Linked DNA regions of Mus musculus: region 1 is linked to region 2. Evidence: chromatin loops called from intact Hi-C (ENCODE). Cell type or tissue: left cerebral cortex. All regions are shown on one strand. Links, peaks and the distances in the headings refer to the core of each region. The heading gives the core; the rest is flanking DNA. Region 1 overlaps Gm41054 (a long non-coding RNA gene). Region 2 overlaps Ndufaf2 (NADH:ubiquinone oxidoreductase complex assembly factor 2).

Region 1 (16,888 bases), core at 7,661-10,160, 160 kb after region 2:
AACACGAAGGGAGATGATCCTTTCAGAAGCATGCGATAAAAAGATTATGCAAGCAAGCAGGCAAGCAAGAAAGGACCTGCTCTAGACTCCTCATGCCTCCTACCCCCCTCCTTGTCCCCAACACCACTTTCTGCCACATCCTGAAGAGGATGTTTGTTGTCCCTGTGCTTCATTTTGACACACCCCCATCCCCATTTCAGCATGCCATTGGCTCTGAGAGCCATTGCTCATCCTCAAATCACTTGCCTCAGCCGCCTACGCTGACCATCTCCTCTTGTTCTGCCCCTCTGTTGGAGATCCAGCAGGACCCCAAGCACATGACAACCCCATCAGTGTTTGCTGGCTGGCCAGAAGCACGCTCTAGAGAGTGGTGTTTTTCAAAGCTGCTATCAGGACCCCTTGCACGCATTGGTGTTTTCTCAAGTTCAGGTCCTTAATTCTACTATGTACTTAATAAATCGGATTTTCTGGGAATAGAACCCCATCATTTGCCTTGAGATCGTGAAAGGGTAACCAGAAACGATTTGGCGTTTTAACATTTCTTCCACAGGAGGAAACTCAGGCTGGTGTCTCCCTCTTGAAACTGTATCATGACTTCTCTGATCAATGGAGGGGCTCATGCCAATTCCAGGCCTTATTTTGGCCTGGAAGTTCTGAATCATGAGAACATTGTAGAGAGACCACGAATGGAAGCAGCAGATGCTGAGTCAGCTCCACAGTTGTCCTTCCAACCTACCAGATACGGGGTGCAGCCATCTTGAATATTCAAGACAGGATCAACCACCCATTGAGTACTAATGGGCAATCCCAGCCAATCGTATGAAGTAGAAGAATCACATAACAGAGCCTTGCCAGAATTCCCGACCCACAAAACTAAGTACTACAACTAAAATGTTTTTCTTTTATTCTCTATATTTGGAGGTCATTTGTTACATAGTAACAATAATATGAAGATACTACATTTTTAAAAAATTAGTGTTTCTCATTTTCATTTTATATGTATAGCTATTTTGCCTACATGGATGTATGTGCACCATTTGAATGCCTAGTACCTGCAGAGGCCAGAAGAGTATGTTGCAACCTTTGGAACAGATGGTTGTCAGCCTCCAAGTGGGTGCTAGGAATTGAACCTGGGTCCTCTAGAGAGCAGACAGTACTTGTAACTACCGAATCATCCCTCCGGTCCCTCCACAGATTTCTACAGATTGCACTTGGTTTTGCTCTAAGAAGAGTCAGTACTGAAAGTGATCTGACATTTAATGAGTCAACTTTTATATTAAAGGACAGGAAATGTAATTTATGTTGTACAGTGTTGTCTACACATCCCAGAGGAAGGGAAATATGGTGAAACGAAATCCCATCATTTACGTTGTTGGTTCTGATTTTATTGGACAGCCGTCTGGTTCTGTTCATAACACAAACAAGAGAGGGCCTCCAGCTTCCCTGAACTCTGCTAGACAATCCAATTGCCACAGACAGTGTTAATAAACACTGTCACCCTAGTGGAATAAAAATTCAGCTTTGGATTTAAAATGAGCGAGTCCTGACAGCATTTGGTTTGGACCTGTTTCCACAGTCTATGCTTCCAGAGCCAAAACTAAGATGATCCCCCCCACCCCCCACCCCCCCACCCCGGTTCATCTCTTGGGAGTATATTTTAAGACTAAGCTTGTGGGTTTCTTTCAGGTTTCCTAATGAAACCTTTCGGCTTGTCAGTCACATGCCTGGCCCTTGCTTCTGCCATCACTTTGGATTAAAACCACAGGACCCTACAAACACCCCCGCTGGGATTAGGGATTTTTGTTTTGTTTTGCTTTGGTTTGGTTTCTCAACAAAGCAGTTTGGACAGATCTGTAAGGATTTTTACAGACTCAGCAGATATCTGTGTGAAGCGCAGCATCTTCTCCGGCTGCGTCAGCTCGGCTTTGGTGGGTTTGGATGGGCTCGGTGTTTAAAAATGGAACTCAAAGCATGAGACCACACGAGCCAAAAGGATTTTCCAAAATGAGTTTAACTAAACTGAAATTGCTGGGATTTGAAGCCTTTCTGTATAGACAAGTAAATGCAACCCTTTCGGCTCAACCTCCAACTTGCCGTCAAACGTAGCCATCTGTTGTACCCTGAGCTCAGCAGAGCCGCCCTTTAGAGCAGAGCAGAGCTCCGGCCTCACTGGACGCCCATCAGGGGCAGCCGTGTGTTTTCAAACACAGTAATCCTAAACTGGCAAGGACTCCATCTCACTTAGTTTAATTTTGTTCAGCAGGTTAACAGTGTTGGCGGTATTCACTGAGGGATAACTCAGAGATAACTCTTGTAAGCCAGAAGGTCCCTGATGAAGGGGTCAGTCCATGTCAGGTTGGAGTCAGTATCTCTTAAGACTGAGTGCAGAGACAGGCTCCCAGGCAGCCCCTTCAGCATCAGGAGTTCTGGGTAGAAGCCCGGGGATCTTTATTTTTAATGAGTTTCTCAGATGATAGTACACATCCAAGTTTAGGAAACACTTTGATATTTGAAAATATGACACTTCTACTTCTGGGGGAGCTGGAGAACGGGCACTGGGTCTTTTCTCCCATCTGGAGTCCCTGAAATGAAAAGCAGAATGATTCGCAGACCACAGAGGTCATGCAGTTCAGGGCGGTGACCATGAAAAGGGATCAAATGAGTGGAACCCAAAAAGGCCCTCCGTGCAGGCTGGAGGCTGCCCGGGGAAGGGATCTTTGGTGACCTATGGTCCAGGGGATAAGAGGGAAGGGAGAATGTCCGGTTGATCAAGATAGATGAAAACCACAGGGCAGGTGCCAAATAGGGAGATCCGGGCCACAATCCATGTGTGGCAAAATCAGCTTATAAGGACAGACCCCAAGAAAGTGTTTTACACTTTTAAGTATCATAGAGGACTCAGTGCACAAGTCCTGAGTGGAGAACTCATAGCTGATCTTCCTTCCGGGGAGATGTCAGGCCACACTCCAGAAGGCAAGGGATGACATAGGTGCCACTTGGGACTAAGCAAAGCAAAGAGTGGGATTTTTACACACACCTCTTTGTTTTGAAAAACAGGTACCTGCATCTTATGATATTCTGTAAGGATCAGGGTATATTTCTGTTCTCTCTCTTTCTCTCTCTTTCTCTCTCTCTCTCTCTCTTCCTCTCTCTGAACTGGAAATAGGCCTGACAACCTAAGATTAGGTGTAGGGAGACACTTTCTCTCCATATTTATTGTTTGTTTGTAGTTACTGGGGATTGAATTCAAGCCTTGAACTTGATGAGGTTCCCACGTATCAGGAATTAAAGTTCCAATTGCTGTATGCATTTTTATGCTTAAAAGTCTTATAATGTTCATGCATTTTCTTTTTAATAAAAAAGCTAGTTAAAATATAATATTAAAATAAATGAATCACCTTAAGGGTCGCTTTAAATATTTAATCAAATTTTATTTGATTTTCACAAACTTATAGCACTTTAGGGAAAAGTCTACAATGGGAAGCAATTGTTATAATATACACTCATGCAATAGCTTATTCTGTATGCCAGTCACAATTTAGTTTTATCTTTTATCCATCCGGTGTAGAACACTACACAAAACAGCAGCAAATTGCATTGTTATTGTGTTTCAACTTGCTTGAAACACAGGGTATTCTCTTGTTCATCTCCAAAATATGAGTTTAAATGCTTTTCATTTTGGGAAGCGTCTGGCATGGTCCCACACAACACCTTCATCAATTATCAGCTTGCATACACATCCCTGAAGTCACTGAAAGTTATTAAATTATTCTGTTGGAGACTTCCTATGGTCAAAGTGTAAGACACAGTTGTCCACTTCATAATGATTGTTGCCTTCAACAATGGCCCACATCCGTGCGTCACAGTGGTCCCATAAGATTATAAGACAACAACAGGGACCTATCACTTAAGTGATACCACCTTAGCATGCCAGTTGTGAGTTTTCATACTAAGTATGATTCATTGAACAATGCATTAGGACCGAGCCTTTGCAGCAAGGGTGGTCTAAGCAAACCTACCTGCTGGCTGTTCTACCATTACATAACCCGTGAAACTGCCTCCAACCCACGGTACACGATAGTTTAACAGCAACCCACAACTGTTACTGCCTGAGTATTTGCTGTATTATACTTTCATCGTTATTCTAGAGGGTGTTCCTTCTACTTAGAAAAAGTTTATAGTTAAAACACCCTGCTGTGTTCCGTGGTGGCAGCCCCGTACATCTTGTATGTCCCCACAGCTCTTGATAACACCATTTTCCTTTGTTCTTGATTTCGTGTCACGTTGATTGCTCATCAGCACCTCTCTTAAGAGCAATAGGCTGCAGCACACACCCCAGCATGCATCCCCACGCATAGATCACTCAGCCTGGGTGTGTACCTAGGCTTGTCTTAGTACGCAATGTTTGCACAAGAACACAATTATCTAGCCATGATGCGTTTCTATGAAAATCCCCAGCATTCAGTGATGCGTGACTATGTCTTGAAGGTGCTTGTTTTCTCTATCTGTGGGCACAAGACTAAGAAAAGCTAAGGAGACGCTTATGGCATGGGACACATGTTCTTTATCCAGGCCACCAGCAGTACCCCTACTGTAAAAAATGATGAATTAGTGTTCAGACCCAAAGGGACCCTGGACAACCCTTGCTGCTGGATTGTTTGTTGTTGGGGGTAGGGGAGCGAGTTCTCTGAATTATTTAGAGTGTTGCTAGTGCAGACAACAGCTTTTAAGGAGGAAGCGATAGCAGAGAATAGCTTTAACCAAGGAATCAAAGTCAAAGAGCATGTGCCCAGGTACCGAAGTAACCAAGAAGCCGTTTCCACGTTTCCAAGATGCTGCAAGCCTCTATGCCTTCCCTGCAGGTGCATTTCCATTTGCACAGATTTCTTTTGTCAACTTGACACAAACCAGAGTCAACTGAGAAGATAGAACGTCAGTTGAAGAATTACTGCCACTCTATCAGCCTGTAGGCATGTCTGTGGGGCTCTTTCTTGATTAAATGATTATTGTGGAAGACCCATCATGCCCCTGCGCAGGTGATCTTAGCTTGTATAACAAAACAAGATGAGCAAACTAGAAGCAGTGTTTGTCTGTCCTCCCCCTCCATCTCCACTTTATTTTTGTTTTTTTTTGTTTGTTTGTTTGTTTTTTGGTTTTTGTTGTTGTTGTTGTTGTTTTGTTTTTTTGAGACAGGGTTTCTCTGTATAGCCCTGGCTGTCCTGGAACTCACTTTGTAGACCAGGCTGGCCTCAAACTCAGAAATCTGCCTGCCTTTGCCTCCCAAGTGCTGGGATTAAAGGCATGCGCCACCATGCCCGGCTTCACTCTCCACTTTAGTTCCTGCCTCTACCATCCTGCCTTCGTGTCCCTCGATGATGCTCTGTAAGTTGTAAGCCAAATAAACCTCTTCCTTCTCATCAAATTGTGTTTGGTTATGGACCTTACTACAGGAAGAGAAACTTAACTAGGATACTACTCCTGGACAAAATGGCAAGTTCCTTGTCTCCTAGGTTCTTTCTTAAAAAGAGGAGAAAGATATCGGGATATATGTATTAGTTCGCATCAGTACACAAGACATTAGCCACACTCATACCCACAGTCATAAATAGGTAGATGAGGACCGACTTCTTGACACAAAGACTTTTCTGTTGTTCTATTTTCTATTGTTCTAATATCACGCCATGTAAATGCAGCCACCTAGCCATAGAAGGCTATTTAAAATAGTTCCCAGGATTTGTCTCCTTCAACTCAGATCTTTACATAAGAGGTCCAGGCTAGGGTTGAATGGATGGGAACAGAGTTGCAGAAACTGAGTCAAAACTGGAAGAAGCCGAACTCCAATCCACGTCTGGCTCCTCCAGTCATCGACGGAGAAAAAAGAGATCTCTAGAAATGGCCTGTCTGAGTTCCTTACCACCTCCATTTTCCATGGCCCATGTCAGATAAATGTTCTTAGAACATTTCAATAAATAAGGCACAGTTAGACCTCTTGTAGATTTTTCCTTTGGGAAATATTTGGTCACCTCCTTAAAGAATCACCTGTGTGCTAAGAAGCCCGAAGTAGAGGCTGCAGCGGTGGATCAATGGACGCTCTTGCAGGGACCCTGAGTTCAGTTCTCAGCACTGAACCACTGGTCACTCCAGTTCCAAGGGGTCTCACACCCTCTTCTGACATCTCCGACCTCTACAGACACCAGACACACTTAGTGAAATGCAGGAAACCACATATATGCATAAAATACATCTTTAAACTGCTTTATAAAAGAAAGAAAACAGGGTAAATCTGAGGACCCTGGAAAACTGTGCATGTCTGTGCGTGTGTACACGGAGGCCAGGGGACAAGGTACAGAAGGACTGGATATTTTCCAGTGTAAACAGTACAAGTGTCACTTTTTAAAAGCAGCTTTTCTAGTGAAGCATTGCTGACTGTATTTAGAAGTTGATAGTATAATTCGGGCTCCTCTGGGCATTGTGGGTAAACTATGATTTTCTTGGTTGAAATGCCTCCTCCCCACCCCAGAATAGTAGAAAGACTGAATAATTTAATATTGGACACTTTCCCTTTGGGGGAATAATTTAAGCACTACCACATGTCTTCTTATTTTGTTCTTGTCTCTCAGGAATGGTTGGGCATTGACAATGTAGAAACAAAACAAACACATAGAGACACACTTGAGGTGTGTGTGTGTGTGTGTGTGTGTGTGTGTGTGTGTGTGTGTGTGTTTAAAATCACTCCAGTGATTCCCCAGTCACTGGGCCATGGTAATTATCCAGGAAGGTGTTTGAAGACATGCTCCATTGAAAGAGTGATAACAACCTTCAGAAACTGCTTAATCCCCAGGAACGAAAACCAGTCTGATGGCGGCTGCACATGATGGAAACAAATAATCACTGAAATTAGAGCCACGCACGGAAGAGCGCCCGAGGGGTGCTTGCCAGCAGCTGGCAGTGTCAGGAGAGCTGGGGTCCAGGCAGCGGGCCCTGCCCCAAGGCACTCATGGAGAGTTGATGTCTTTCTCTGGGTTGCATGGCCCACAGCCCCACATCACAAGAGCCTGGATCCTTGGCTCCTGGGAGCCTGGAAATTGGAGTCTCTTGTTTTTATTTATTTGTTTATTTATTTATTTATTTTCCAGTTCTTTTACCTTTTCCCTGCACGGAGGAGAGATGCAGCTGACTTTATTTACATCAAACAGCTGTGGAGGTTAAAGTTAACTCCAATGTCGAGCCTTATAATTTACTTGAAAAGTGCACTGACTCTTTAAGCACCCTTACTTCCTAAGTACGCAGCAAGGCACACTATTCAGGGAGCCTCTTGTCGCAGAAAGCTGAATAAATTATATACATTATGAAGACATTTAGCTCGGAGATACTAAGAAAAAACATGGCCCCACACACACTGTCTGATATCCTCTCAAGTCAAGATGGGATGCTGAGGACTAAGATGTGACACCTATGACACCCTGTGACCTGGAGGCTGGTTCCTCTGTGTTCTCTGAGAGATGCTTGCTCTGGAGGAGGCTTGGTCAGCGCCTAAGAAGCCTGACCAGAGGGAATCATTTAGGAGCGTCTACTGGTCCTCACCCAGTTACCCCTTCCAGCCACCACAATCCCACCGGCCCCCCTTCAGAGCCCAACTTGGATGGCCCAAAGACCCATTTGAACCTTCAGGTGGTGGCAATCTTCCTCCACAACTACCACCATCTATGTGAAGACCCATGTGACTACGCAGCAGCCAAGTCCTTCCTGAATTCTTGCCCACAAAAGCATTTTAAAATATCAAAATGGTTGTTTTGGTTTCCTTCATTACGTTTTGGGATAATCTGCTACCTAATAGCATCAGCAGGCAAGAGTGTTCTCTCCTCTGACCTCCAAATCATTCCACGGGTTTACTTTCACTTTGGGGCCTAAAGACCACTGTTGTTGTTTCCTTGGCTTTGTCTCTTCAGAGTCCATATACAATTTTACCTCTCAGGCCATCACATGTCTGCTTTGCTTTCTACATCGCTGATGTAGAAAGAGCTGAGAAAACTGCCTCAGAGGGAGACTGAGGCCTGCCCAAGGTCACGTGACGAAGCTGAAGTAAACCCAGGTCTTCCCAAGCCAGGTTTCCTCCTCCTTTTTCCCACGTAATTATTTTCATTTCCCACTGACCTCATTTAAAAAAAAAAAATAGATGGATCGAGCCTTTTCTACCCCAAAAGCTGTAAACTCAGGACTTGACAAACCAGCAGAAGCCCCCAGCTGCAGCACCTCTAGGGGTGCCCAGAATATGCCTAGTGGCTGCCTTCTTCTCTTAAGGGGTGTTGAGGGAGGACAGCAAACAGGGAGGTGCCAGAGGACCTACTCCCTGTCTTGTTCCCCCCAAGGCTCGCATTCTGAAGGCAGCGTGCTAATTATGGTCAGAGCACAGGCTGGGATTCCGGAACACGCTGGGAAAATGCCAAGCTTGCCTCTCACGCTCCTGTGGTGGACACCTCTGAGAGAGAGAGAGAGAGAGAGAGAGAGAGAGAGAGAGAGAGAGAGAGAGACCTAAAGTATTTTTAAATGACATATTGCATATTTTGGAAGGGGACTCAGAAAAGATGAGTGATTGGAAGAAAAGATTTGAAGTCTGTGTTAGGACCGGGGCTGGCTAAGTGTTGGGAGAGTGTATCTGCATGCTTCATCTGCCACTCAACGGCTAGGCAGGCTGTCATTAATACATTCTCCACCGCCCACTGCCCCAGAGTTGCCTCATTTTTTCCCCCCTAAGCCCTACAGCACTGTCATTTCATGAGTCTGGCAAGGGAATTAGAGCCAATGAATAAGAAGACCACCTCCCCCACCTCCTGGTGAGGCTTCCCATTCCGTTCAGCTCTCTTGCCAACAATCAAGCAGTCTCCCTCCTCCATCCCCACCTCCTCCCACTCTCCTACACCGGAGAGGAAAGGATAATTGTGCGTCTTTCACATGAGGTGTGGTTTGGTTCGATATGTACTGTTGGTTCTGCAGATAGGCTGGTAGGAGGCTGTCTATTCATGTTATGCCATATGCCACTCTGCTGGCTGGCACGAGGGAGGAAGCCTGAAAAGCAAAGACGAGAAATGGATATGCCTCCTGCTTTTGAAGCACAGACTTTGATAATAATAATCATAAGGCAAGAATTTTAGAGAACAAAAATCACATAATTGCAGCTGTGTTAATCCTTCACCGGTTTCCTTGTGCTGTGTCCAATTTGCCTCTCAAAAAGACCCAGTGACAAATTAAATGGCCTCCCCAGACTCATAAAGCTATGCCCAACTGGATATTCCCCTATATGTATTGTATATATTCTGGAAAATTCTGTTGTAAATTGATTTTTTTTTCCAAATCTAGTTATAGTTCAAATATTGTCAAGGTGCTCTTGATTTAAATCAGTACCATTTTGTAAAGCAAATAATAATTTTGTAATGTAAATAATTGCTCCCTTGTTTGTTTTGCGAGTTTGGGATTTTGTGATTATATTTTTTTCTAATAACAAGCTATCCCTATAGTTAAGAGTAAGAAAATAGCAATGATAATTATCATTAATGATGTTGATAATATAAAGTTATAAAAATATAAGATAAAAATGTAGGAATTTAAAAAGGAACCTTTCTCTGGAGTGGGTGGGACTATGTGCCCATCCCACAGTTAAACTGTATGACACCATAGGTTAAACACACAGGAGGGAGGCGATTTTCTCTGAGATAGTCCACCATCGGGTCACTGTTTGACCAGAATACTGAATTTGATTGTGTAAAGAAAGCTATGTATGCACATATGTATACATGCATATATATGCATATGTAGCATTGTCTAACAAGAACTAGATAGGAACATAAGAGCCTGTGAGTAGAGAAGCCATTCAGATACACATTATTTCGTGTCATGAAATATTAGGCGGCTGTGAGGAAGGACAGAGCAGTACCTGAAGAGTTGCAGTGAGGTGCAGTGTTTGTCTGTCTGTCTGTCTGTCTGTCTGTCGCATAGTCAGCACTTGGAGGTTCTTGTTTGTGAGTGTGGAGTGAGCATATTCACCAGTTGGGTTCACCAGTAGTATGAATGGTGAATACTATCCCTATGGGGATATCCAAAATGCTCTCCCTTTGGGGTTTGCTGGGAGCTGTTGATAGGCTTGGGTGCCATAATGGTCACACTCACAGCAGACTAAGCAGCTCTGCCCAACACTATATGAACTTGAATCGTTCACAAAAGACTCCAGTTGTTTTTATGTACTTAAATTCAAAAGACAGGTTTTTTAAAATTGTATATCATTTAGTGAAGAAATACTAAAGTTTCCTTTTTCTAAGATTTTTTTTTCCTACTAGGAACATCACTCACTGGGTTATATTGCTACTACTTTGCTGTTGCTGCTGCTGCTGCTGCTGCTGGTGCTTGGGATCAAATTTTCATGTCTCTGCCATGATGTGTGATGGACAGGTGCTCCACTACTGAGCTGTAGTCTCTGCCCGACTCTGCATTGCTTGTTGAAGGGGAAATATGTCTCCGTCTCTTCCAGATGAAGTTCCAAGTAAGACCATAGTCTCTCTTTTAAGGTTGTGTGGTGGGTTTTCTGTATTTAAGAATATAAAGTGTTGACCATGTTACTGGGCTGCCTTGGGGGGTATGGTTCCTTCTTCTCAACATTTACTTCATTAAAATAAGAATGACTTGTCATCTCAAATGAAATGGAACTGTTGTTTATGCAGGGGAATGAGAAGAGAGGGAGTGGGACCGAGTGTGGATGCCCAAGGGTGAGTGGAGGCTTCTTGAGTCACCCTGAGCTGCTTGCTATTTAAGAAGCAGTCAGGATGACTCACTGTGATTACTGTGGTAATTTGAATATGCTTTGTCCAGGGAGTGACACTGTTTGGAGGTGTGACCTTGTTGGAGTAGGTATGGCCTTGGAGGCAGAGTGCCACTGTGGGCACGGGTTGTAATACCCTCATCCTAGCTGCCTGGAAGCAAGGCTTCTCCTAGTGGCCTTCAGATGAAGATGTAGAACTCTTAACTCTTCCTGCACCATGCTTGCCTGGATGCTGCCATGTTCCCACCTTGATGATAATGGACTGAACCTTTGAATCTGTAAACCAGCTCCAAGTAAATGTTGTCCTTGTAAGAGTTGCCTTGGTCATGGTTCACAGCAGTAAAACCCTAAGATAGTTACCAACTTGGAAGTTTTTCTATCTAAAGCATGGAATAGTGGGGTTAGGAATACTCACCAGTAATCCCACCACCCCAGGCTGTGGTCATGGGGTCTGTTGCCTTCCAGAACTCTTTGTTTTCAAGTTAGTGTCCTTTTAAATATGAAATACAGCAAACATACAAAACAATACAAAAACAGGACTCCTATTTTCTTCAGGATGGCAAATCACACAGTCTAACCACCCTCCAATGAAAACAATGGAAAATTCTGAATACAATACCAGAAGTTGGTTTTAAATGTGTTATCATTGAGTTGATAGGAATGTGTAAAGGGTCAGAAGCAAAAACGTGAACATAGAATCTTGAAAGGTAAAAGGGTTCCGAATGCCGTCTTCTTCGTGAAGGCATGGGTAGACCCCTGGCCTTTCCTTCATGGCCCTGGCTGGCACTGAACTCACGTTCAGGGGGGCACACGTAGTAAAAGAGACAAGAAACCATGCCCAGATCCCAACTGAGGTGAAGTTTAAGAGGAAAAGGGCAATAATATCGGGGTACAGATGACCTAGCTACACCCCCACTCACAGAAAGGTAGTGTGCAAACTCTTTTATTTTGACGACAGTGCCTAGTAGAAGTTGGCTTTTTCTCCTGAACATGTGTAACTACAGAGAAACCCACACAAGAGATTTTGGACCCAAAATTTACAACTCTCTGTGAGGACCAAAAACCCTCAAGCTAAAAGAAGAGAGAGAAAAAAAAAAGTGACTTGGTTTCAAGTTATAGTTGCTACAACAAATGTGGTCATCTCTTGAGAAAACCACTTCAGTCATGCCTTAAAGTTTCCCCAGATCAGCAGGGTGTGGTGGGCCCCTGCCATTAATCCTACGCTTGAGAGGCAGAGGTGGGTGGATCTCTGTGAGTGTGAAGAAGCCCGGTCATACTAGTGAATTCCAGGACAGCTAGTGTTATGTAGAGACCCTGTCTCAAACAAACCAACACCAAAACCAACCAACCAACCAACCAAACAAACAAACAAACAAAATCCCATAAAATCATCAAAAAAAAAAAAAAAAACCAAACAAACAAAACAAAAACCAAAAAAACTATGGCTTAATCCTAAAGGCTTACAGAGCAGCAAGGAAAGCAGTGGGGGAGCATCCAGGAGATGAAGCGGAAGGATCAATCCCCAGAGGGCATAAGCTGCTGTCAGTCACACACGACACAAGTACATCTGATTGGCAATAAAGTATTAATAGAGAAGATCACAATTATATAAAGATAGAGGACTAAAAATAATGATCCTTCAAATTTACAAGATAAGAAGAATGTCTAAAACTTTTAGTAATGTTATCAATAAAATAAGAACCCAAAATGGGTTGATTAAATAGAGTGGCCACAGAAAAAAAAAAAAAAGCAAACAAACCAACAACAAAACCAAAAGAAATGAAAGAACAAAACAACCAAACAAACAAACAATGTGGAAGAAAAATTTATTTGTGAGATTTGTAAGGAAAGAAAGCCAAGATTCTTAGAGATTATAAGATCCTTTATAGAGTTAAAGTCTTTTAGAGAAAAGACTCAGATTCCAAAATAATTAGGAAAGATTTCCTTCTTAAGAGGAGGAATGGGCTCCAGAGATGGCTCAGTGGACAAGGGACTTACTAAGCAAGCAGGGAGACTTGTGTTCGGCTCCGTGGCATTGCATAACAGCCAAGCGTGGCAGCGCCCGTCTGAAGCTCCGGTGCTGAGAGAGTGGAATGAGGGTTGGAGACAGGCAAAGCTCTATACTCGCTGGCCAGTCAGCCTAGCCGGTCAGGTTCAGTGAGACATCCTGTCTCAAAAAAATAAGATGGAAGATACCTGATACGGACAGTGGCTTCTACATGTTAATGCATACACTCAAATATGTTCACATGCATGGAACACATATTCAATAACAGCAACAACAACAACAATAACAACTACAAAAGTGACTGAATGAGTTGAGCAAAAAACCTGGGAATTATTTTTAAACCTGTCTGCTCAGAATGCTTATCCTTGTGTGTAGATTATCTAAATGTAAATTTAAATTTACATTTACATAATGTCCTTTCAACTTTCACACATGCTTGGACACACAGAATACATGCATGTAGCTGAGGCCCAGAAGGAGGAATGGCCTCTGTTCCTAAGTTGGCTTAGGATCTTCTTTACGGTTCTATATAATTAGCTGCATCTAGCAAAAGGGAAGAGCGGTTTCTTCTGGGTCTGTGCATCCATACATTTTAAAACGTGCAAGTCGGCCCGTTCAGCTCCGTTTTTTCTAGTAGCAGATCTCATTTTTAATGAAGGCATGTCTTCTTCTCTCCATGGAAGGATGAAACCAGGTTCCGTTGCATCTGGTCGGCCTGGGATGTTTCAGAGATTTTGGAAAGACAAGCTAGAAGCAAAGGAGGTTGTTGAGCAGTCATCTTAATCAAAAACAGTGTGCCCGGGGGCTGGTGAGATGGCTCAGTGGGTAAGAGCACCCGACTGCTCTTCCGAAGGTCCGAAGTTCAAATCTCAGCAACCACATGGTGGCTCACAACCATCCGTAATGAGATCTGACTCCCTCTTCTGGAGTGTCTGAAGACAGCTACAGTGTACTTATATATAATAAAAATAAATAAATCAAAAAAAAAAAAAAAAAAACAGTGTGCCCCTTCCTTGGGCACTTAGGTCCAGCAAATAGGACACGGGAGGCAGCACCTCCTCTGCCCTCACCTTCTCTTCCCAGAACCTCACTTCATGAAAATTCAGAGCTACAGTACAGTCTCATGTCATTCTCTGCTGCGTGATCTATACTCAAAGCTATCCTTCTTTTCAACCTTGTCTCTGAAGAGGGAGCAGGAAGAGACAGTATGGGCTCAGCTTAAGAGTGGGAATAAGACAGGAGGCCACCGCAAGTTCACCAGCCTGAGAGACTGCCTTGAGCCTCGCCTGGAGGCCCTCAGAAAAGCAAGGTCATGGGCAGGGTCCACCCAAGTTCTCGATAATAAGTGGAAAAATATGCAAAGCAGTGAGTTCACACAGCAGTTCAGACATTCTTGGAGCATTACTGAGAATTATTTTGAAAGCATACAATCAGATTATTGAGGGGCCCGTTTGTCAGCGAGCCACAGCCGAAGCTCTGGGAAAATGGGAGTCTTTCCTAAACCTTGTGGTGGCCAGGGTCATGGGGAGACGCTTGACTCCCTGTAACAGGGCATCTGTGCCTTTTCTGTCCCACTGTCTGAACAGCTCAAGCTGTCCTGCTTGCCTGTTTGATGATGGCTGCCACCAAAGCTACAATCAGCACATCTAATGTCACAGACCCCGGATCCTGAAACCCGGGGGCCGCCTTCAGGGCCAGAGTGCTAAAGTCCAGCAGAGAAAGGGCAGCTGTTCTAAAAGGTGTGGGAGAAGCGGGGGTTGAGACAGACACTATATGGCACCAGGAGGGAATATGAGTTAGAACAGTGACATAAATTAAAGTTAATACTACTTCTATATAATAACATGGCTTCGTGGCCCCACTCACTGCAAGCATTGAGCTGTTCCTTAAAAATAGAATCGATCCTACCATCTTTTCTCAGGGTTCCTAATCCGTAACTCAGCCTTGTAGAGAGGCAACAAGGACTGCCCTGGGGCAGGCAAATAGAGTCAGGCGTTTCTTTCTTGACCATGGTTGCTTTCAGATAAGGAGTGAGGGACAAGTATCAAATATCATCCAATTAACATGCACTACTCTTCAGTTTTCAAGACAGGCTGGCTTTGTAGCCTCCGATCTGAATGAAGTAGGTAGTGCTATCCTGTCTTCCGGAAAGGAAATGGAAGTTCAGAGAGGTGGCCACTGGGCTACTGTTGGATCCCCCAGGCCTCTGTAGCTATTGGCCTCCAGGAGACTCTGCAGTACCAGGATTTCATTCTGAACTCAGAAACTTAATCAGAACTTCAACAGTCCACATGCTGCTGTTCTTTCCCTGGCCCTGCTAGGGCATGGTGCGGTACGGGGGTAGAGGAGGAGGTGTGGGGTTGCTGAGAGCCCTGGAGTACCTGCTGTGCCTTCTCTTTCAAAGCCGGACAAAGGAGCCCTTGCCCCAGGACCAGGGTGATTGCAACTTGGCAAAGGAGAGCACACCTCTGCACCTTCCATGTAGATGTTATCTCGCCAACCTTCCCCGTGTCCCTGCAGGCATGTGGTCTGGCCTCTGTCCATCTAGAAGAGGCACTGAGTCGTCCTGTGTACCCTATGACTCGAGCCGTAGCTACTTTAACTGTTTTGCCAGGGTTGAAAAGGTCCTTTAAAGGAAATGACTGGAGTTCAGGAGACGAAGGCCGGTTGTAGTCGAATGCTGGGGACAAACACCACTTGTTCCTGATTGTTAACAACAGGAGATATTCACTATAAGGACACTGAGTAATATATAACTGTGCTCGTTTTATAGAAAACTGAGGCTCATAGCTGTGAAATACCTCGCTTCAGATACAGTGGCATACAATGGCAGAGTATATTTTGTTCCCGGTCCTCACAGGCTGAAGGGACAATGTGAGGACCCAAACAACACAGTCTAATTGGCACTAAATCAGCATGCAGAATTCCCTCAGCTGCTGGAGGCACCAGCCTGAGGCAGAGGTGTGGCAAAGGGAAGGCAGTGATGATCACAGGGGACTCTTCCAGGCTCCGGGCAACACGTCTGACACCAGGGAGGTCAGTCCAAACTCAGAGACATTTTCACACACACAAACACACACATACACACACACCCCGGTGTGGTGAAACATCAGGCCGTGGTGCAGAGGGAGTCAGTCGCAAAATGAAGATAAGAACTGAGCATGGCGGGCACCCATACAATCCTAGCAAAGAAGGCAGGGGATGGGAAGTTCAAGGTCACCCTCTGCTTCATAGGGAGTTTGAGAACAGTCTCAAGAAGTGGAAGAGGGAAGGGGGAGGGGAATGGGAAGGTATATGCTAGGTCAGGGGAGCAGGGGGGCTGGGACAGAGCTCCAGCTGCCAAAACTGGCTGTTAGCTGAAGCTGTTCTGTTAAAAACTCAGTGCCAGGGAGAGGCTTGTTCATCTGGGATGGCATGCTACCTTTCAGTACACTCTTCCACACAGCACCTACATTTTAAGATGTGTCCTGTAAGTTTTGGAAGAAAAAGAAATCCCCGGTGACCATCTCAGTAAACAAAGCAGCGTGGGCACAACCAAACCCATCCTTTTAAACGCTGTTAATATGCTTTGATCGTATTTACGTTCGCTGCTGGGTTAGCACAATGGCTGGAGAGTAATAGCATTTCTATAAATTGGTTGTGTGTATGGAGGGGGAATAGCTATTGTTTCAGGTCAAATATGATCCAGCCCCATAATTTCATCTAGTAAATCAACCTGCAATGCCATCATTTGAGTTATCTGAATACCTCTCTTAGTCCAGGTCTTAGACCTAGGGAGCCCATGGTCCCAAGCAGAGCTGCTCCGTGGCAGACATGGGCAGAGGAACTGACCAAATCACTGAAAGTTACTCCTGTGTCCTAACAGGCAAATGTGGATTGGAATTAGCATCAGCCTTGCTAATAAGCACCCGGGAAATAATCAGCCACTGTCCCCGAGGCTACATTTCTCATGCAATGTCCTTGTTCTGGGCATGTGACTAATTGCCAAGCTCTGATAAAGCAGTGTGTGTTCAACGTAAATTACACACTGGATGCCAGGCTGCCGCTTCAGCCTGATAGTGCTGGAACAG
Region 2 (16,888 bases), core at 7,420-9,919:
GTGGTGAACAAAGAAGAGAGTAATACAAAATGAGTCAGCTGCTGACTGGTACCAGCTCAAGTGGGGCTCATTGATTAGGGTAAATGCCTTGATTTTTATTCAAAATACGTTTGGAAGCTCTTGAGAGATTTTTAAGTAGGATTTTTAAGTCACATGATCTGACTTCCTTTTTTTTCAGCTTTTTCTTTTTTTTTTTTGTTTTAATAGCCCTTTTATCCCATTTGTTTTGTAAAATTTGATGTCGAAAACGGAAGTTGAATTAGTTATGCCACACTACATTTTTGTTGGTAAAACTAAAAATTTGAAATAATATTGATGTTTTCTAGTAATGTTGGAATTGACAGTATCTGCCCCATTAGACCCAGTGTGTCTTGAAGAAAGATTAGAAGTCATGCTGGTGTTTGTATCCTCAGCTTGTAACCTGGGAACCGGCACTCATCAGGTGAGAACTGGTTAAGTCTAAGGACAATATACAGGGACCGCGTGTCACATAAAGAGCCTTTCAGATCACAGACTTGCCACTAAGATGTCAAAGCTTTTCTGAGAGAGCAAGTTATCCAGAGCACTGAATACAAAATAGTGTAGTCTAGTCCAGAGGCTCCCCCAGTAGACAAGCTAGTCCTATATGGCTATAAAGTGTACCTTCGCTGTGGTAAGGCTGGTTTATTTATGTATTTAATTTTGAGATAGGGCCTTGCTATGGAGCTCAGGCTGGCCTCAAAGTCTTGATTCTTATGTCCCAGCCTCCTGTGTACTGGGGTTAGAAGCGTGTACCGTTACACCTGGCTACACATTTAAAAAAATTGTACTTATTTTTTTTAAGTTACAAGCTAAAGTAATACATAATTTATAATTCCTGTAAGTCTGTCTATTGAATGTACTAGAATGTGAGTATTACTGTGTTGTTAATTAATACCTTAAAAGAAACTTGATTCTTTCCTTTGTTTAAACTCAGTGATCAGGTGACTGAAGAGAGCATGTGAAAATTCAGTAATGCTAAAATTCTGGTTTGGAAATAAACTGTCAGGCAGTACGTAGTGCATAGGAAAGTGATATTAGCATTTCTCAAGCCTTGGTAATTACTTGGAGTAATCTTAAGAGAGATTGACAGGGACTGGAGACAGAGCTCAGTGATTAGGACAACTGGCTACACTTAGATAGGACTCAGTTTCAGTTCCCAGCACCTACGAAGCAGCTCACAACCATCTGCAACTCTAGTTCCAGGGGATCCAACTCCCTCTTCTGGCCACTCTGGGCACCAGGTACACAGGCCCATACACACACAATTCTAAAATCAGCATTGTTACCACCACCTGCGTTTTCATCAGCCAGGTACAGGTAGGATGTGACGGAGCTAGGATGCTGACACACATCCTTTCATTCCAAGGCGCGTGGTTCCAAGACTGTGTTATCCGTTGTGCCAGAGTGTGTTATGCTCTCTAGGATAATGACATGAACTAGGGCCTTAAGAGGTGGTGTAGGGCCCAGTGCCTTTTATGAAATGCCTTCTGTGAGTGTGCCTTCTGTTATAGTTTCTTCTTCCTGCCTTTGTGGTTTTGTACATTGTTGCTTCTCAGGGCTTCTATACCCAGGCCTTTGTGCAGGTCTATGTCTCTTGTCATCCTGGTTAACAGTCACTCCCTATGTTTTGTTCAAGGACCAGTGTTTTCAGATTTTTTTTCATTATTTATTCATTTATTTACTTTTGAGGCAGTCTTTTTGCTTTGTAGCTTAGATGGCCCTGGAACTCACTGTGTAGACCAAGCTGACCTTGAACTCACAATACTCCTGTGTCAGCCAAGGTTCTCTGACTCGGTTTTCATACTTCTGTGTATTATAAGCTGGAAATATTTTAAGCCATGTAAATTTGGGTTACAATTTTTTGCACCAGGATTAAATATGTCATTACAACAATATACAGAACGTTAGAGTTCTTAATTTATTTTTATGCACTGTAAATTTCCAAGAAGGAGAGGGTATAGAGGGATGAATATAAAATAAAACCTTTTTTCAATTTTTTATTGGATATTTTCTTCATTTACATTTCAAATGCTATCCTGAAAGTTCCCTGTACCCTCCCCCTGCCCTGCTCCCCTACCCACCTACTCCACTTCTTGGCCCTGGTGTTCCCCTGTACTGGGACATATAAAGTTTGCAATACCAAGGGGCCTCTCTTCCCAGTGATGGCCGACTAGGCCATCTTCTGCTACAAATGCAGCTAGAGTCAAGAGCTCCGGGGGTACTGGTTAGTTCATATTGTTGTTCCACCTATAGGGTTGCAGACCCCTTCAGCTCCTTGGGTGCTTTCTCTAGCTTCTCCATTGGGGGCCCTGTGTTCCATCCTATAGATGACTGTGAGCATCCACTTCTGTATTTGCCAGGCCCTGGCATAGTCTCACAAGAGAGCTAAGCACGAAGCTCCCCCCATTCCCCACAGAGTTCATAGGCCAGCACAAATTGAAGGCTGGCCTGGGTGCCGGGTAGGGTATAGTGCTTTTGAGTGTCAGGTTTCATAGGTTCTACCCAGAACCACAAAACAGGACCTTGAGAAGTGAGAAACACAACCCCTCCTCTTTTCCCTCTCTTAGGAGACTGGGCTCCTAGGAGCTCTTTTGACCCCGCTGTAGTCGCTCTCTGCCTTTCTCGGAGCCACTGACTAGGTGCATTGTGGCCTCACTGCTCAGTGCCCTGAAAGATTGGACCCGTTCCGCCTCTCTCGGATCCCAGCGCCCAGAAGACAGAAGACAGAAGACAGTAGCTGACAGACAGGTGATTCAGCGTGACCGTGTTAAAAATGAAAATCTTATCTCCCAAAAAAGAAAGCAAAAGTTTTGCTGAATAGTCAAACAGTCCGTCTTTATGAATGGTAGCCATATCTAACTCCACAACTACATGTCTAGACAGAAACTTGAGAATCAGATTTAACACTTTTTTTTTTCGACTCCCTGTGAATACCAGGATGGCCAACTATCCTTTCTACATAGCTTTTGAATCCACAGTATATTCTCTGTCCTCAGGATCTCTGTCCTGGGCTGGGCCTTTCATATTTCTCTCCTGAAGTACAGCTGCCTTTTGCTTTGCTTTTCTAGCTGTCCTTCTCTAACCCAGGTCCTACATGCTAACCTTACCCTGATTTCTAAATGAAGGATGCTTCAGTTCAGTAACTTCATACCGTCCTTAAGCATTGGGTCCAGGCTGCTACATTCTGCACATTCCACAGCAACAGCTTCCCATGGACCTGGTAAACAGTGCCGCTCTCCACTCCTGATCTGGCTCTCAGGAGTCTTAATTCCTTTTTTAGTATCATGTGCAGCCCTTGAACTCTGGTTCCCTTACCTCTTACCACCTTCCTCTTGCCTTTTCTTTTTGACCTTCAACTCTCTCTTTAAAGGACTCTTTTTTAGACCTGCCTTACTCTCTAGACCGGATGGGCACTTTGGGGGGGGGGGGGGGGTGTCTCAGGGTTGTTTGGGCCTGAAGCGCCACTCTTCATTGCTATCATGTATCTAATTGTTGCAACACTTGCTTTGTCCTGAGCCAGGCTTGATGCTGCAGTTTGCCTCCCATTATACAACCGTCTTTCCTTTCTTACTAAGAAGGTAGTTTTTGCTGGCACCATGCCACAGGGTTAGTGACTGCCCTGTGTTTCTGTTGGGAAAAGCAGTACTCTCTTGCCTCTTATTTTTCCTGGGCTAGAGCAGTGTGAAGCTTCAGCTACCTTTTTACTCGCTGGAGGGTGAGATGGCACTTTGAAAGAGCAGATGAGAAGCCCTTAAGATGCAGATTTGCATTATTTATATCCTGACACTTGTCTTCCATCATTTTTTATGAGAGAAAAATTAATTGCCTTATTACTGTTCTTTACTTTGTTGTAAACATTTTCCTTGTAACATAGCATTTCTATTTCTTTCCAGGCCTTTTCCTGTTTGTATTCCTGTTCCCTATGTTTTACCAAAGAGTAGAGCCCATCTTCCTTAAAGTTTCTCTCTCAGACGGTCACATCTAGTGCTTAATGATGGCAGACATGGCTTTTTGATGATGATGATGATGCTGTTGTTGTTACTATATTTATTTATTTTGTGGGGCACACAAATGCCACATTGTACATGTGGAGGTCAGAGGACAATTTGCAGTAGGAGTTGGTTCTCTTAGTCACATGGGTACTGGGAATTGAATTCACAATGCCAGGCTTATTGGCAAGTGCCCATTGAATCATCTGGCCAGCCAGATAATATTTTATTAGATCAGTTCTGTGGCATTTTTGATAGTTCTCTTATTACATAGTGTTGGGACCTGTATCTTCAAGATTTACACAATGCTATCAGTCATCCAACCTTCCCTTTAAAAAATTAAATCACGGTTTCTATTGCATGCTCTTATTGTCTACTGCTGTGTGTGGCCTTCCCTGGCAGGTTGTAAACGCTGTGAGGACCATTGTGTCTGAGTATTTTCTCCACACTGTGTAGGATTTCAGTGGATCCTAGCTCAATGCTACACATTAAGAAGCTGCTCAGCCTTTTTCTTTCTTTAATAAATGACAGACCTGAGTCTCCAACCTCCGCTTTCTCACCTATCCCTGCATCGTGTGTATGCCTTCACCGTCAACCCAAGGTGCTGCTGGCAAGACCACTGGGGGTGTTCTGCTTGCTACACTCAGTATATTCTTTCCATTTTGTGCCTTGACTAATTTCTTAAAAAAAAAAAAATTAACCACAGTATTCCTTTCGGGGTGTCATTCTCTCATTCTGACTGTTCCTTCAGGTTTCCAAAAGTATTGCCACTTATCTGGCAGCTCCTCCATCCTTCTGTTCCCCCCAGAATTCTTTCTTAAATGCACCCACTCCTATAGCGTCAGTCACTATACGTGCTGATGGTTTCCAAGCCTTGTCTTCCACCCAGCCCTCTCACTTGAGTTTCAGACCATTTGTCCAACTGCCTACTCAATGTATGCATCGTGATATTCTGCAGAACTCTCCAACTCCACATGCTCTGCCTGACTGAAGATTCAATGAATTCTGCTGTCCTTCCCAGCAGAGACATAATATACATATGGCTATTATCTAAATCGTTGGCTTACTCTAATTCTCAGCAAACTAGCTGAGACTAAATTAATATGTATGTATAAAGTCAGTTAAAATTTATTCTCAGATTTTCTTTTTTTCTTTCAGTCTAGGGCTTATGATTTCCTTTTAGAATATAATTAAGGCTGTTTATAATTTCCAAATTTTTATGTTGTACCAAGACAAAAATGCAGACAATGATACTGTATTAATAATCTTAGTATGTTACAAAGACCGAATTTGAATTTCTCTGTTTAGAGAAACCGTCTTAATTGCATATTGACAGTTTTAATATATAATTTTTACTTAATAGAGCTGGTATTCTTTTTCAAAAGAATAAGTACAATAAGAAGAATGAATATTGAAAAATGAGTTCAGAAGCCGGGCGTGGTGGCGCATGCCTTTAATCTCAGCACTCGGGAAGCAGAGGCAGGCGGATTTCTGAGTTCGAGGACAGCCTGGTCTACAAAGTGAGTTCCAGGACAGCCAGGGCTACACAGAGAAACCCTGTCTCGAAAAACCAAAAACAAGGAAGGAAGGAAGGAAGGAAGGAAGGAAGGAAGGAAGGAAGGAAGAAGAGTTCAGAAAGAACTATAAAGTATTTTACAAAGGGAGGGAGACTGCGTGAAAAATTAGTAAACTAAGTCACATAATCACATTGACATTGTCAGTTAAGTATTAATACATTGTGCCAGTAGTTCTGTGTCTGTCAGCCACCTTACAAGAGAGACTTCAGCAATTTGGTTAAACATTTTCAAGCTGTAGAATTACTAAGTCATGCAAACGAGTACACACTGTTGGTGTTGAAGACATTTAAACATGGAAGTTGAGAAAACATTGAAATTTGTAGAGTTGGTTTTAAATTTTTTAATCACCCCTAGGAAATGGCTGATACATAAAAACATGCTTAGTGCGGTTTTGTTCATTTGGAAACCTTCAAGCTTAATTAGATTTTTTTCCAGGCACTTAATTTATGTATGCACCATAGTTTCCTTTGGATTTTAATTTTGTTTAATGTCTTTTGTTCAAAGGTACATAAAAAGAAAAATTTCCCTTTATAATAATTTCTTTCAACTCTTAAAATAAGGTATTTAAGATTTCCCTTTGTTGATACATTGATTTAAAGCTTTGTGCCTTCCATACTTGAATTATATTAAAGCCAATGGATTTATTTCTAGCTAATTATTATTCTCCATTGGACAGCTGCCTGGATGTTTAGAGCTGTTCGAATAAAGCGTGTTTTTATCCCTGCATCCCATGACATCGAATGTCTTCAGGAAGCTGTATTAAACTGATGCTGTGTATCACTGGGGAGCCAGGCAGAATAGTTTTTGCTCCTGCTTGTTCCGAGTTCATTATTTCCTTTTGTAGAGTTAGGAGTAAGTTAAAAAGAGGTTTGGGGGGGGGGGGGTAAAAGCAGTGTTCAGAACTGAAGTGTTACAGTGTAACTTTGCAGTGCCGGGGAACTTCCGGTTAAGTACCCATATCACAGACCTGGTCTGCTCTTAGGGGTTTTTAAATGATGTTTTAAGATTTTGGAGTAATGCCATCTACTGGTTGAAAAGAGCATCTTTTGCATTTGCTTAATATAAAAAATGTAAAAAACAGTACTTAGGAGTGCAGGCCCTGCTTGTCGGGTATCTTGTTCATCCTCTCTTGAGACCACAATGAAGTGAAGGAGCCGTCATTCGCTGGGACGGCTGACTTTGGAAGTGTTGGCTTTTGTTTTAAAGCAGATGTGCACCAAGTCCCAGCTTCCACTAGTTTAGTGAAAGTATGCCATGTCTGCTAATGTCATTAAGCTGTTGCCTAAGTGGATGATAGAAAGTATATTTATCTCACTTGCTATTCTTAATTATTTTTAACTATTACTAAATATAAATCCAGTTTTTTCCTGTTTCTATATTTAACAGGAGAGTCATGGAAACAGGTTTTTAAATATTTCTCTGCCTTTTCTAGTACTCAGAGGTTTTTCCATATTTAGTGAGCAAATGATTTTATATTGCTATAAATTTCTAACTGATAGTTAAAGGTTAGTTTAAAATCTGAAGGGAAAAGGTTAAAAAGTAGTAACAATTATAAATATCTTTATCGTATGATTAACTGATTTAAAAAAATATATATCTCCAAAGGAAAAATGATTTACCTTTTGGAACGATCAACACCTCTTTTTATATAAAAGTATAATAGGGCATTAAAATGGATGCTGTGTAGGCTGGAAAAGCAAAAACTTGCATAAGAACTGCGAACTGTGGGCAGAGCAGCCTCCTGGGTGACGGCTGTGGTCATGGTCACATTGACATCGTAATAATGGAGTTTCTGAGCTGGCAGCCAAGTTTCATGGTAGCAAATACCTGGGTTGCAGGGAAACTTCAGGCTCACTGTCAGGAGAAAGCAGAAAGTGTTTTCTTTCCTGGCTGGGTTTGCATTCTGCTTCGCCCAGGATCATGATCCCAGGCTCTGCAGCAGTCCGTTCCCCACAACCCGGAGATCCCAGATCCAAAGCCCTTTGTTTTCTAACCAGTTACCTGGACTGGTTGGAGCTTGTATTTAGGTGTGAGCTGTGAATTTCTATTACAGTAAGAAAATTGAATTTAGGGACCAGTGTTATGTTAAAAGATGGAGAGTGTGTTATCTTTCAAATGTGTGGGGTTTTTTGTTTTTTTTTTTTCCTGCCAGGTGGTGGCAACAACACACTTCTAAGTCCCGTGTACTCTGAATATGATCAGTAGTAGCCAAGGCAAGAACTCACCTTATCCTCTCTATCCATTTAAGAACTCAGCATTTGCCTCAGAAGTTTTTTTCTTTCTCCTGGTTTAAAAAAAAAAAAAAGTCCTTCCTTTGGTAGTAACTGTGAAAGACCTGCCTACAAGAGGCAGATTCTATAGACACTGATTAATCCTGTAAGATTATTTTGGATAGCACATATACCTGTGAATTGGAAGTGTATGTAAGGGCAAGCTAAGCTTCTTAAATAAGAATTGGGCTTCAGAGTCTTGTCCATATATATTTATCATCTAAATAAAAGATTGTTATAGAAATTTTGCACTAAAATCTATTGACTATAAGAATTTTTTCATTATGACAATTTGGCTTCTTAATAGTTCTATTTGCTCTTTCTAATTATTTGGTTGTTTTTAATAATTCACATACTTTAGGGTCTCGGGAGATGGCCTGGCTATTACAAACTGCTCTTGACTTGGGTTCAGTTCTTTTTTTTTTTTTTTTCTTTTTTTTTAAATTTTAATTTATTTTTTTTAATTTATTTTTCCTTTTCCATTTTTTATTAGGTATTTAGCTCATTTACATTTCCAATGCTATACCAAAAGTCCCCCATACCCACCCACCCCCCTTCCCCTACCCACCCACTCCCCCTTTTTGGCCCTCCTTAATGGGGGTTTACAGCTGTCTATGATTCTGGTTCCAGAGGATCTGACGCCCACTTGTGGCCTTGGCAGGCATTGCATGCATTTGGTACCTTTAGACAAACCACTCATACACATTAAAAATAATGTACATGTTTTTGAAATTATTTTAAAATTTAAAATTCACATGTATAAAAACAATATTCTCTTTTGCTTTTTCATATATTTTTAAATTCCTAGTGTTGTTTACTTAGATTTTTTTTCTCTTAAAATTGAATAACAAGTTTGTCTATTTTCTAAGAACCAGAATTTGGTTTTGGTATTTATTTTATATTTCATTAAATATTAATTCTACTTCTGTTTTATGTATTCTATTTTCTTTATTTTTGTTCACCAATTCTACATTTTTTCTTTTATTCTTCAACTTTCTTAAAAGTCTCAGGGCATCTGTCTTCATCCTTTTTGTTTCCTGATATCAAGACTCAGGGCTGTGTATTTTCCTGTAAATAAAAATTTGTACTGTCCAAGTCTTACTGTTATTGCTAATATTATTTGCTTAGTTTTCCAGTATGTTCACTAGTATATTTCTTAATAATGTATTCTGCATGTGTATGTATATTCATGTATAGTCTGTGGCATATGTGGTACATATGTTTATGTGCATGTCTATAGCATATGTGGTACATGCATATTTTGCACATGCATATTTTGCACATAACCATGTGTGGCCTGTGGTATATGTGGTGCATGTGTATGTATGCACATATTTATGTGTGGCCTGTAGTATGTGTGTGTCATGTGTGTATGTATACACATTCGTGCATAGCCTGTGGTGTGTGTGTGTGCATGAGGAGACCAGAATTAGATGTCATCTTCTGTCTTCTGCCACCTCCCCTGTCTGATTGTCCTGAGACATAGTCTCTCACTAACTTAGAAGCTGGCCATTTGGGTTGGATAGCTGCCCACCAGCTGTCTCCTGGTGCTGAGTTTACAGAAGTATGCAGTCTGTCTGGCTCTTTATATGGCTGGTGGGATTCAAACTCTGATCCCCATGTTTGTGTAGCAACTCTCTTCCAGATGTTTAGCCAGCCCACCTCAAGCTGTACTCTGCATCCCGCTCCTCCCTCTCTGTGTTGTTTATCAGATCTTGGTTCCCTTTGATGATTATTTCCTGTGTTTCTCTTTGGGTCTTTAAAAAAATATTTTACTACTACTACTACTACTACTACTACTACTACTACTTCGTCTTCACCGTCATCTTCTTCCTCTTACCTTTTAAAACTCGCTCTAAACACTCCTGTGTTCAGTCACCTTGAGATTGCAGATGTGCTTGTTGTGCCATGCGGTTGCATCCTCCCAAACCCATGGTGAGTTGAAAGTAGCATCAGCTGAGCGTGCATTTCATCTTCCTGAAGCACTGAGCATCCTTGCTCATCTGTTCCCGCTCAGCCATGTTCAACTCAAGGATGTACACTGTGCAGCTGGGCAAATGAAACACAAGACCAGTTTCTTAGCAAGGTGATTATCTCACATACTATGTTGTATATAACAGGATTACAAATATATAATTCTCTTGTATAAAAAGCAGAATGATGGTATAGATACCCTTTCATACACACCATCATGAACTCAAGAGATTGCAGCCAACCATTGTAAGTCCAGTGCAGTCAGAATTCTACTACAGTGCCGTAGTTCTGTTTGTGGGGGTCAGTTCGTCTCATTACACCAGGTAAAGTTTTCCCATCATGGTGGTCTAATCCCATTTTTTTAAAAAAATAATCATATTTCATTGAGATTATTTCTGCAGAAATCTAGTGTGGTAGGTATCTTATAACATTAGTTACTTTTATGTCCTTTGGATCCTAAAGGATTTCAAGGGTCTAGCAAAATCTCGTTTGCAAGTTTATCAATTTCACACTGTACAGTGGAGTACATTTGAAACCCTTGTACACCTGTGATATTTCTCTAAATTTTAAACTTGTTGCTGCTGGCTTCCCGCTTCTTTCCACACTGAAGTGACCGTTTGCTTTGCTCCAGTTCAAACACCAAGGATCTCCTGCGTACGTTTTCTTGAGCGACTTTGATCCTGCAACAGTTACACACATGCTCAGTGCCTCCTCTGCCGCCCCTCAGCAGCTAATGGTAAATTTTCTCTCTACCGAGAGAGAGAGACTGCTGCCATCCTACACCCCAAGGGCCTGAAGTCGGGTCTGAAACCCAGGGTTTGTCACAGTCCCAACTAAAGCCCAATTTTATGACACTGTGCTATTTTAAGGTGTTCTGTAGAGTACCATTAACACACACACACACACACACACACATGTGCACACACATGCACACACACAAGAGAGAGAGAAGGACTATTTTTGTTGTAAATCTCATGAATTTTTAAAATATTGATGAAATTTCATTGACTTTATGGTCCCTTGTATTTTAAGGTATTGATTGATTCTGTATATTAATATCTTTCTAAAATCTATTTCGTAATTATTGAATTTCTCTTCTGGTTTTCTGTTTGTAAACTTCGGTGAGGTATTCCTGAAGTATGCAGCAAACATCCAGTAAGTATTTTTTAAATGAAAATAACATCTTGATGCTGGAGGTCCAGCCCTGTAACTGGTTATCAGGTACAGAGTTCTCATACTAAGCCTGCTGTATATGGTGGTATTTGTTGTCTTCTTCACACGTTGATTGAGGTAGAGAAAGAACCTGCCCCATTCGCACAGCCTTACCTGGTAGAACTGAATCAAGACTGGCTCCAGGAATTTATGTTCTTTTTCATTATACTCTAGTTTGTATGGTTTCATATGCTTTTGAGAAATGTGTTAGTTTTATATTCATGCTTAAAATCTCTCCCACTGTCCTGCATTCTAGTTAATGTTTCAATAAATATTTTATTATTTAAAAAGTAAATGCTTCAATAAATATTTTAAGACTCCAGCCTACCTAGTCTAGCCCGTCACCACACATCAGCCCTGTTGGCCATGTCTGGCTCCTACCAGTTTTTCACAGTCCCTCTGTGCTTTGCTGCTGTGTGCCATGAACTGCCCCTGCCTGGAGGTCAGCTCTTCTTTATGCTGCCTTCCTGGTGACTCCTCTGTCTCTGGAAGTGTCATCGCTGTCTACGGACAGTTGTCCCTCTCCAGTGCTCTTCTGAGTTTGTTCCAGTTCATAGCACTTACAGCGCCTCGCTTTAGCAGCTGTTTTGTTGTTGCCATCTCTCTCGGAGAGAAGAGCACGGGGTGCTCGGATCTCTGTCTCCTCTCGGCCCAGTAAGCGTTACCTGGTACACAGGAGATGTTCGATAAATGTTTATTAAAGAAATGACTGAAAAGCCATTGTTTCCGTTATGATTCTAGGGACATAGTGCTTGCTTACTGCAGCAGCTTCCCGGCTTTTTTTTTTTTTTGTAACAGTGAAAACTGTTTATAAGAAGCAGTATCTTGTAGGTATCTTGAAGCAAAGTATAGTGAATTCTTAATTCAAAGCTCGAGACATTTTCCTTATTTAGTTCTAAAACAACATAGGTTTTGTAATAGTGTGTTCTTTAAAAGCAGTTCCATTTGTTTTTCAGTTGAAAATGATTCTTTGGTGAAAAATTAACCCAGTTGTAATTATATATTAAGAAGTATGCCCTGTCTGGCTGTTTTAATTCTTTTAGTATTTTTATCTTGGAAATACCTGACAAAAAATGTCTCTCATTAAACTTGTCATTGCTAGTCATGACTTTGTGGCTGCTTTTCAGTTAGGCACTCCATGGATATCATATATAGAAAATACTAGTTTTGTCAAAGCTTGTCTCCCTCACCGAGCAGCATAAGTAAATACAGATGACCGTATAGCACTCACACGCTCTTAGGTAACGGTCTCTATAAGATGTATCGTGTATTTTAGGGGGATTTGGCTTGTTTCCTTATTAATGCAGAAAATTTAATTGTCCATGCTGGGGAAGCTGCCACCGTGCTCTTTGTTATTTTAACTCTTTACATGCAGTGAAGACGGAAGAATGGAGAGTGATTTGCTGAGGCCAGTAGGCTGTTTCCAGGCTGGCAGCCGAAAGTCAAACGTGAGGAAATTGCAGAAATTTACAATTCAATGTGCGTTTCATCAGGGAGAGACCCACGGATTGTTTTGACACTCAGTTAGAAATTCAGCATGAAGATGGACGTCTCATAAAATGTGCAGCTGCTGATTGAATTCATATTTCCATAAAGGCCATCAACAGTAGAAGCCTGCAGGGAAAGAGGGGGAGACATGACAAAAACCTGTGAGGCCAGCATTTTCCTCGACGTTCCAGCCGCAAATTACTGGTAATAAGGGTTTACACTGACCGGGATTAAAGAAAAATATAGACAGCCAGGAGGGAAAGACTCCTCAGCCTAATTGATTTTAACTAAATATGTCTACATTTGATATCTAAATATGTGTTTATTCATCTATAGAAAACCTAATATATACTTAAAAGTCAGTCTTCACTATTTAAACAGCAAAAATAAGGCAGTTGTTAAAGCTACAGAACTCCATCACACAGGGTCTCTTCGTAAGAGCCTTCAGAGATTTGAACACTCATTCAGAACAGCCAGAACATTCTGGGGTAGTTGATTGCTGTTCTCAGGTGAATTGCAGGTTACGTGCAAGCCCATGAAATCGTTATTCCAATCCCATAGAAAACAAGCTTGCCTTTTGTCTCTGTAATACCGTCATTTTACAGGGGTTCAGGAAAAGCCTGTATAATACTGTGCCTTTAAGAACGACTTGATTCTTCTTGTTTATGTAGTAACAATGTTCCCAGATTTTAAGTATGTACTAGATTTTCTACAAATGATGAAATATATACTTAGATATTAAATATAAGCGTGTTTAAATTTATACTAAAAAGTCCATTCTCCTTTTAAAGTGCTTTTAAAAAGCAAAACAGACAAAACCTTGTATTTTTGTACTTAACGCTTCTTTTGTAAGCCCTTCATATTACACTCAATTGAAAAATCCTGTGGTCTCTGGGAGACCCGAAGGCTCTGGGGATGGGGGGTCATTGTTCATCCAGAGCTCTTTGTGTGGACAGCGTTAACAATGTAGCATGCCCTCAGATAGCATTTCTGGAAAATTAGAGTTTATACAAGTTTAAGTAAAAGTAGTTACCTTATAGAGAAAAGAATTATATTTAATTAGCAATGTGACCCAAATATATAAGATTACCTAGAAAATAGGAATGTGAAATTATTGAACTTTATTAACATACTAGATTATGAATATTAGAACATAGAAAATGTTTTCAGATGTTTTGTTTGTGGTTATAATTGAGAGTCTCAACTATTCTTATTTGAAAAGAATACTATGTCTTCTAGTAGTCGTCCCTGGAAGTGCACACTGGGCCTTATTTTTCTAAAGCGCTTTCGGGTTAGGTGGTCTGAGATGGCTGTCTGCTGGGAGACTGGGAGTGGTCTCCTTTCCACTGTCAGTGAGGGCATAGTGTCTTCTTCACCATGTGTTAAAGGCCAAATCTTTCAGCAAATATCATTTTCTGTCATTTTAAAATTTATTTATAATTTACTTATTTAGATTTTATGTGGTTCGAGGTACCACATGTATTGCCAATAGAAGGGATTTGATCTCCTGGAACCTGAATGACAGAAGTTGTGAGTTGCCACATGGGTGTTAGGAACCTGACCCCAGCCCTTGCAAGCATCAGCAGTGAGTGCTCTTAACTGCAGAGCCATCTCTCTGCTCTCCCGCCTTCTTAAGTTTAATTTCATCATCCATTTAGAATCATTGCTTACTGTTAGCTTGCCATCTCTATGCCTGTTTTTAAGTCTTGTACACGAGTTGTAACTCATTCATTATTTATATAACAAGTATGTACTGACTGGTGTCTGTGTCCTGTTTCAGATCCCGCTACCCGAGTAACACACAGAACTTCATTCGTGGACTTTGTGTTTTAATGGCAGAGGCAAACGAATGAATGAATAGATTCTATGTGTCAGGTAGGAATAGGAGAGACAGCAAAGGGAGCTCGGGGTCTGGCCTGCGAAGACTGAGCATGGAAAGTAGAGGGGAAGGTCCAGAAGAGGTCCTTTTCCAAACATGACATCTGAAAAAAGCCAAGTAAAGTGCCAGGACAGTACTAAATGATTCTCAGATTCTCACCGTTGCTTGGCAGCGCAGACACTGCTTGCCCCCATCTTGTGCTCTGGGTGTGAGCGCTCCCCACTGAGCCCCCATCCTCCTGTCAGCTCCGTCCCTGCATCTGGAAACTGCTTCTGCAGCTCCAGCGACTCTCCCGTGCTCAGGTGATCTGTATGTTGATATATAAATACAGATAACGAGATTTGGAGAAGTATTTCTTTCACACAGAACCACAGTTGTTCTATTTACCTTCCCTGTCCTCCTTGCGGCTGTTACCCTGCAGCAAACCAAGAAGACAGAAAACTAAATTATTCTCTTAAAGCTGCATATGTTTATGCTTTTATTCTTTGACAATTTCCTGCATGTATGTAGTGAACGTTAGCCTTTCCCATCCTCCCTTTGTCTCGTCTGTCTCTGTCTCCTTCCTCTCCAGCTTTCAACCAGGTCTCCCTCCCTTCTTTCCAGTCTGTGTTCATAATCCACTGAGGAGAGTCAGAATTGCTTGCACAGGCTGGGGTGGGTGTTATTTACAGGACCATCAGGCACTTATCAGTGGCTATACCACTGAAGAAAGTGATGCCCCTGCCTCAGCAACCAGCAACTTCCAGTAGACCCTCAAAGAGGCGTGGCACCTCGCCTCTCAAGCCCCATGGCTGCATGTATTTTCATAGTGTGATGAACTATAGTTTTTCCTGTGTTAATTCATCATTGACTATTTGAATCATATAAAGGGTTTTGTTACTGCTAAAAATGTTCATAAACATCCAATAAGATGCCTCTTTCTACACATGCTTTTATTTTTTAAGATAAATTCCCAGATGTGATATTGCTGTGTCAGAAGATATGCGCAATTTGATAGTGAATATTACTAGAGTACTTTGGGGAAGGTCCTGGGCCCTGCACCTGCTCACAGCACTAGACGGGAGTGTTCTCCTCTCCACAGCCTCACCAGCACCAGATTTCCTGTTAGCCTCTTACCTCTCTTCCTCTTTAGCACATTCTTGTCTTGTCTTCCCAGGCTCAGTGTATAGGTATTCTAGACACACAGTCTGTATGCCTATGGAGCTGCTGTGCCCACATGGAACTCTCCAGAGCATTTCCAGCAGCCTTAAGATCCAGAAATGCTTTACTCATGCTGATCCCAACAAGTAAATAAGACAAAGCCTGCCACAGAAGGAAACAGTTGGGTAAATACTTGCTTTGAAACTCAACTACTTCCTAGTGAGGGAATGTCAATAGTGGGAGGGGCTGTGCATGTATAAGGATGAGGTGATAGAGAGATTTCTGTATTCCTGGGTCTATTTGTCTGTGAACTAAAACAGCTCAAAGGAAAGTCTTTAAAATAAGGTGAAAGAAACCTTTAAGATGTTTGACTGCTGGTCACCTTGGTTTCTTTATCGGTACGGATAAGCACCTGCTCAGGACATTGTAGAGCTGTTGCCTGAAACACCACACATTCTTTTAAGGAGGCACTGTTGCACTTTGCGTTTGAAGGAAACGTTTGTCTTCAGTTGCACATTACTGTGATCTGGACACACTTGTATTTGTCACATCACTGCCAACCATTACTCACACTCTTCTGACCCTGAGATCACACGTCTGCTCGAGGACTATGCTCTGGATTTATTCTGAGATAATATTGCTGACTCTTACAGCACTATGTGTCTTCACCCTGGTGGGATGTGCACTGTTGCAGAGAGGTCAGGCAGGAAGAAACGCTGGCTTTCGTCTGGCAGCCTGTTGGTTGCAGCCAGATAAAAGTATATTCTTTTTCAGACTGAGAGAATAATCAAAGTCCTGCACTGGCCTCAAGCAGCCTCTGTTTTAGAAGCATCGTGTTGAAGTGCTCCCTGGACTGGTCAGAAGCCTTCAGCTTGCTTCCCATTCTAGCTAGCACCAGTGTATTTGGGCTCTTGTCTTCGTGCCTCCTAGAGGGATATTAGCAGCTGAACTCAGCTTCTCTTACACCGTCATGACCTCATATGGGGGACCTAGATTTAGGATTCATACAGAATACGACAAAGGTCAAGTTTTCTGGTCACACACAAACAGAAAGTTAATTCAGACCGAGTGAGTAGCAAGCCTGTGGTCCTGCTGACAGTACTTGCTAATGCTGCGTCCGCGCCATTACCACAGCACGGGTCTGAACATCCATGCATTCTGACATGGTCCCAAGGAGTGCTGCCGGGTATACCTCCATCTAGTGCAGTGTCTTACTGTACATACAAAGTTGACTCCTTTTATAGAAACATGATGGTTTTATTATGGAAAACCAAAATGTTTAATATTTCCCTACTGCTATTTCTCAACATGTAAGTATAAAATTAATTAATTAACTTT

What was found. Hi-C counts contacts between places; a loop is a spot of excess contacts. Peaks named below come from ENCODE experiments on the same cell type or tissue, not always from the same donor. Only the 100,000 strongest peaks of a DNase experiment are listed, where the experiment ranks them.
Region 1: it touches region 2 in a loop (2.1-fold over the local background); 1 of 42 quality-filtered maps calls a loop at or near these places.

What each region holds. Positions count from the first base shown.
Region 1 is chr13:107,962,118-107,979,005 of GRCm38, reverse strand. Gm41054 (a long non-coding RNA gene) reads left to right here. Exons shown (of 3, transcript XR_873938.1): 3 at 551-863. Among named protein-coding and RNA genes, the nearest start is that of Gm41054, 11 kb to the left of the region's middle. In left cerebral cortex, for the core only: no CTCF peak of the experiment used is centred there; DNase peaks (open chromatin) are centred at 8,455 and 8,964.
Region 2 is chr13:108,118,954-108,135,841 of GRCm38, reverse strand. The region is part of intron 1 of Ndufaf2 (NADH:ubiquinone oxidoreductase complex assembly factor 2); the gene reads left to right. It overlaps Gm52057 (a long non-coding RNA gene), which reads left to right. Exons shown (of 2, transcript XR_003950676.1): 1 at 1-442; 2 at 2,589-4,706. Among named protein-coding and RNA genes, the nearest start is that of Gm52057, 8.9 kb to the left of the region's middle. In left cerebral cortex, for the core only: a CTCF peak has its summit at 8,530 (motif pointing left); a DNase peak (open chromatin) is centred at 8,504.